Regions from separate parts of the Mus musculus genome. Here region 1 is linked to region 2. The links are chromatin contacts, found by POLR2A ChIA-PET in ENCODE. All regions are on one chromosome and are shown on one strand. The core of a region is the stretch at or near the end of the contact, and the rest is flanking DNA. Distances in the headings are between cores, read along the strand shown.

What was found. ChIA-PET counts read pairs that join two places held with the same protein, here RNA polymerase II (POLR2A).
Region 1: POLR2A ChIA-PET joins it to region 2 with 15 read pairs in embryonic stem cell. The contact joins the enhancer-like site here to the promoter of Ndel1 in region 2. POLR2A ChIA-PET finds 5 or more read pairs at or near these places in 4 of 5 experiments (Patski and embryonic stem cell).

What each region holds. Positions count from the first base shown.
Region 1 is chr11:68,938,572-68,941,327 of GRCm38, reverse strand. It overlaps a transcript of Arhgef15 not described here. Among named protein-coding and RNA genes, the nearest start is that of Gm51902, 9.9 kb to the right of the region's middle. Within about 2 kb of position 1,493, at least 3 of the 3 ENCODE cell types and tissues checked have a DNase peak (open chromatin) inside an H3K27ac peak, as active enhancers do.
Region 2 is chr11:68,851,677-68,854,444 of GRCm38, reverse strand. Ndel1 (nudE neurodevelopment protein 1 like 1) reads left to right here and starts at 1,310. Exons shown (of 9, transcript NM_023668.3): 1 at 1,310-1,503.

The sequences.
Region 1 (2,756 bases), core at 244-2,743, 87 kb before region 2:
CAGATCTTATTTGTTTTGTGCATCTGAATCTTAGTAGGAGCTCAGGATGGCTCTGACCCTATGCTTTGGCCTTCTGAATACGAGGATTCCATACCTGTGCCACCATATCCCACAGGTTTGGATCTTAAATGTCCCCTGAAGGGCATGGATTGAAGGCTTAGTCAAGGTTAGCTGGTGGGAGAAACCTTTAAAAAGTGGAACCTAATAGAAGTTAGGGCACTGGGCTGAAGAGATGGCTCAGCTGTTAAGAGCACTGACTGCTCTTCCAAAGGTCCTGAGTTCAAATCCCAGCAATCACATGGTGGCTCACAACCATCCGTAATGAGATCAGATACCCTCTTCTGGTGTGTCTGAAGATAGCTACAGTATACTTAGATATAATAATAAATAATTTTTTTTTTTTTAAAGAAAGAAGAAGTAACCTGGGCACTGACAACCTTTGAAGGGAAGAGTGGAACCTTGGTGATTTTTTCTTTTGGTTCCTATCCAACATGAGGTTTTGCTCTGCAACCTCTGCTCTGCCACAGCCCTAGAGCACCAGGGCAAGCAAGCGTAGCTAGTGAGTTAAAATATAGCTTGCCTTGCCAGGCACGGGGGTGCACACCTTTAATCCCAGCACTCGAGAGGCAGAAGCGGAGGCAGCTGGATCTCTGTGAATATGAGGTCAGCCTGGTCCACAGAGTGAGTTCTAGGACAGCCCAGGCTACACAGAGAAACCCTGTCTCAAACAGACTAACTAATCAAGTAAATAAATGAAGCTTTCCTTAATAGTTAGTTTATTTGGATGCTGGGGTTGCACCATGGGAAGCCAAGCAAGGCAGGTCAATCACAGAATTGCTCCAAAGTAACCGAGTCTGCTTTCTTGGTAAATTATACACAGATACAAACAGCTAAGGCAATCTACGGAGTTGTATGACCTGCACCAGGAATGTGCTTCACTCTTCCTTTGGTTAAGGTGAACCAAATACATTTGATCTTGAATAAAAACACTTTGTCCTAACCAAAATACACACCCTCCCTCACAGTGATCTGCTTATTTTAGCTACTACTCAGAATCTGATTCTGTCAGCAAATCTTCCCTACCTCCCAATAAATTCCACTTTGTACAGAGTTAAATCTGTTGAATAAAATATTATATAGATCCTGGCAGCGGGTTTGCTACACACCTCAACGCTTTACATTCGAGAATGGAAGACCCACACGCACAGCCTTTATATTTTGACATGCTTTAATCAGCTCTATCCTAGGCCACTGCCCAACCTCCACGAAATGAATCCACCTCCTGCTAATAATCCCGAGTTATTACTTACTAAACTCTAAATTCTATCTTGGCTGCTCTGGACCCAGAGGGATCTCTCGGCTTCTTCACATGGCCGCCAAGCCTCTCTGTCCTGAACACTCTGAGGCTTGGCATCTCTTCTCTCTTCCACACTCTCCTGCTATGGTGGATCTCCTCCCCCTTCTCTCTCTTGCCAATCCCAAACCCGGAAATCCTAAAGTCCCGCCTCTGTCTGCCCTGCCCAGCCATTGGCTGCCCGCATCTTTACCAATCAGAACGAAGCAGGGTCAGGTTCCCAGAAGCTTTGTGCAGACACTTGTGTAAGCAGGTTTTTTGGGGGGGAGTGTAATTAGCGTTAGTGGGCCAAACCCACTACATAGGTCTGTCCTTTATTCATTGGCGTTGTGGCACTTTTGTGGCTAGCCTGAATTATACACGGTGAGACTCAGCCCTCAAACAAAACCAGTAAAATCACATGACCCTGCCTCTCCTCCAACCTGGTCCCGTGATTCACTGAACCAAACTCAGATGTTATTCTGTTAATTTACCATCTAGTTAAATTGAGAATGCAGGGATTCTCTGAGCAGTTTTATGGGTAGTTAATCTGTTACAGGGATGAATCTCTGAAGATACACATGAAGAATACCAAGTAGGAGAACTTAGGAAAGGTGGTTTACGGCCATGGCAAGCTAAATGTTAAGGCAGGAATTTGAACCTGCACCCTGGAGCTGGCTGGCCTGTGTTCTAACACCCACTCTACAGTTTGTAAGCTGTATCGCTTGGCTTCTCAACTCGGTGCCTCAGTTCCTTGATTCACACAATAATGATGACGATATTTATATGTGACTTACAGGATTATTGAGAGGCTTAAAAAGAATATGCATAAGGTGCTGAGAGCAATGCTCAATACATAGTTGGTGTTTAATAAGTAGCCAAATATTAGTTATTTTTGTTTGTTTGAAACAGGGTCTCACTATGTGCTCCTGGCTGGCCTGGAACTTGAAATGTAGAACAAGCTGGCCTCAAATTCAAAGAGATCCACCTGTCTCTGCTTCCTGAGTGCTGGGGTTAAAGGCATACACGACCATACCAAGCCTTGTGTTTTGAAACACAGCCTCACCTTGTCTCTGAGGCTGTCCTGGAACTCAGTATATGTCATCTAGGCTTGCCTTAGATCTACAGTCTTCCTGCCTTCATTTCCCCGGGGCTGAGCTTCCGCATGTCTACCATCAAGCTCTGCTAACCTGTGATTCTTTTCTTCAGTTACCTTGGAATTTATTCAAACTAGGAAAAGATCATGTTTACATGTAATACATACTCTATTCTTTAAATAACAATTATGACAAACGCCAGAAAGAATTAAAGAATGCTGCAGTTACAATCTCTATGAAACATCAACATCTTGTATTTTACATAATTAAAGAAACATACCACTTTTAAAAATACAGAGACATGGCTTCATGTGGGCATGGGGATG
Region 2 (2,768 bases), core at 61-2,560:
TTTGGCTTCTGAGGGCTCTGCCAAGCTAAGCCCATTCATTAAGAAGGGGATGATGCCAGTCCTAGGGGCAGAGCAAATGGGAGGGGCAGCAGCCTGGGAGATGATGTCACTGTTTTCTGAAGGGCCTGGCCAGCCATTAGGTGACTCAGTGTGTTTCTTAGCACCTCAGCCAGGAGGCAGGACAGAAGCTGTGGCCTTTTTATCTTTTCCTGTTTGGGTGGGACGGTTCCTGTCTTGGCACCGGGTCTATAGGAAAGCCTTCATTAATCACTTCTCTGCCTTAAGTCTGATTAGATTGAGCAGAGTTTCAGGTAGGGAAGCCAGACTGAGTTTCAAAGCTGTTCCAGGCCACTGGCCTGTAAAGCAGACCTTTTTTTTTTTTTTTTTTGAGTCTTATGTTACAATATAGATCTAATGATTCCAGCTTCAAATGTTGTTGATGGTTAACAGTAGTGTATGGAAGGCACTTTAGCCCCACGGTCTAGCCTATGTTTCCCTTCTTGTCAGCGTAGTAGTGGATAACAGTGTAGCTTCTGAGTTTGAATTTGCGCTGTAGGTGAGTGACCTTGGGGAACTTCATCTTGCTATTTCTTACTTGTAAATGAGAGTGACGTGGGGTTACTGTGACAAAGCAATGCACCCCAGTGACTGGTACAACTACGGGCGCGACAAACCGCACAGTGAACTCATAATCTCTTTTTAAAAACCCTATATCCTTCATAGTGTAGTTCAAGACGCTCTAGACCCCAGTAATCTTCCTCTGCTCATCAGTTTGGGTTCTCCTTAAAAATCCATCTCGCACCGTTTTTTGTTTATATTGACCTTTCCCAACCGTATACGTGGGCTCACCTTGTCTTTCTTAGGCTCAGCATATGTCTTATGCTATGTTGTTTTGTCTTCAAACTTCAAAACCAATCCCAACAGCACTGAAATAACAATTACATTGAGCATGAGACAGCTAAAGTTCCTATAGTTGTTCCCCAAATGCCTTTTTTAAATTTAAGTTTCTAGTTCCAGGACAGTTGTGTATTTCTCCTGTCTCCTTCGTGAGCTAGTACTCTATACTGGCTTTATACTGGCTTCCCATTTTAGCCTAGGGAACTACTCTCCTGCGCAGCACAGCTTCCGGAGACAGCACAGGGCTAAAAAACCCACCTCCTTCGGGGGTCCGGGGCGGCGCCTGCGCAGGACGCTGTCGCAGATCTCACGTCAGCGCGCAAAGCCTAGGTCGGCTCCACGTGACTCTGGCCTCCCACCGCTCCGCCCCGCACGCCAGCCTGCTTCTGCGCATGCTCTTGACTCCGCCCCCGTGCGTCACAGAATGGCCTCCGACACCCAGGGAGCCCCTGACGTGTCGGGGAGGAGCCCGGTGCGGGGATACGCGGAGTGGAGCTCAGGGCTGCGGAAGGGAGCAGAGCTGAGCGGCTGGGCGGGCCTGGCCAGGCCAGCGGAGCAGAGACGTCGGCCGAGCGGCGGCGAACATGCGCTTTTGACACATTGGCGGTGAGCTCCCGTGCGACGCAGCCTCTGGGGTTCGAGCCAGGCGGGCAGCGCCGAGGCCTGCCCCGGGGGAGCCTGCCTGACCGCCGCCGGGCTGGGGCTCAGCCCGCTGGGCCAGGCCGGGCTTGGGTTCTGGGGCGGCCCGTACCGAGACAACTGTTCCAACCGCTTTAACTGTCCCCTCCTTACTGGCGGAGGTGTGGCCCACCGGGGGCACCTGCGGGAGAGCGAGTCCCGGGCTTCCAGAGGAGGGACGGAGGCCGGGACGTGGCACCGGGGGCTGAGGCGCTGACGGCTCGAGGAGTGGCCCAGTTGGGGTGGCGGAGGCGCGCCCAGCTTCTCGCTCCACCCATCCTTGATTCCCTGGAGCTGCCGGGGTGGTTAGGAGCCGGGCAGGATCTTGATTTCCCAGCGCCCCAGATGCGGGAGGCGAGAGCAGGAGCAGCCCGCGTTGGCAGAGACTGGCAGTCTCGTGACTGCCTGCCCCGAACTGCTAATCATCCTCTTTGGAGTTGGGGAAAGTCTCACTAACCAACCGACCCCGGTTGCTTGGATTCGCTTCTTATTTTTCTCTGAGAAACGATGAGGTGACTAACACTTTTAAGTTTAAGGCGAGTGAGGGTCCTTTTCATTACCCGGGCCCATTCCTGTAGCGTTTGTAAACATTTTAGAACATTTGCTGTTTGTACTTGCGACGGATACTGTAAGTCACTTTTTGCTGGATGGGGAAATTGAACCTAGGTACAGGAGGTTGGGGCAACTGAGTGATTTTTATTTGGGTTCCACTAACTGGTGAGAAGTTTAGCTTGGGTTACAATTTACCTTTCTAAGCTCAGGGTTCTGGTTTCTGTTTTCATGAGATTTTTTTTTTTTAACTTCTTCAGCCGGAAAGAGGACTGAACATTGGACTTGTTAAAGATAATACCAGAAGTTACTAGATGACTTATTTATTTTCGAGTAAATTGACCAAAAAAACCAAAAAAACCCCAAACCAAACAACAACAACAAACAAAAAACCCCCAAAAGCTCAGTTACTAGAAAAATCTTATCCTGAAGCTTGCTCATGAGTGGCTGGTTGTTAGTCTGAAAATTATGTTGCTTTCACTGCACTTAAGAGGTAGGGTAATGTCTGCCAAATCAGAAAGCTGAGAGGGCAAAGCTCATCATTAAGTTAAGGAGTCAAAAGAGACCAAAGGACACCCAGTTGGGGGTATCTCTTCTGAATTGTTGTTAAAATCTTAGAGTAGGAATACATAAAGAACAAAGAA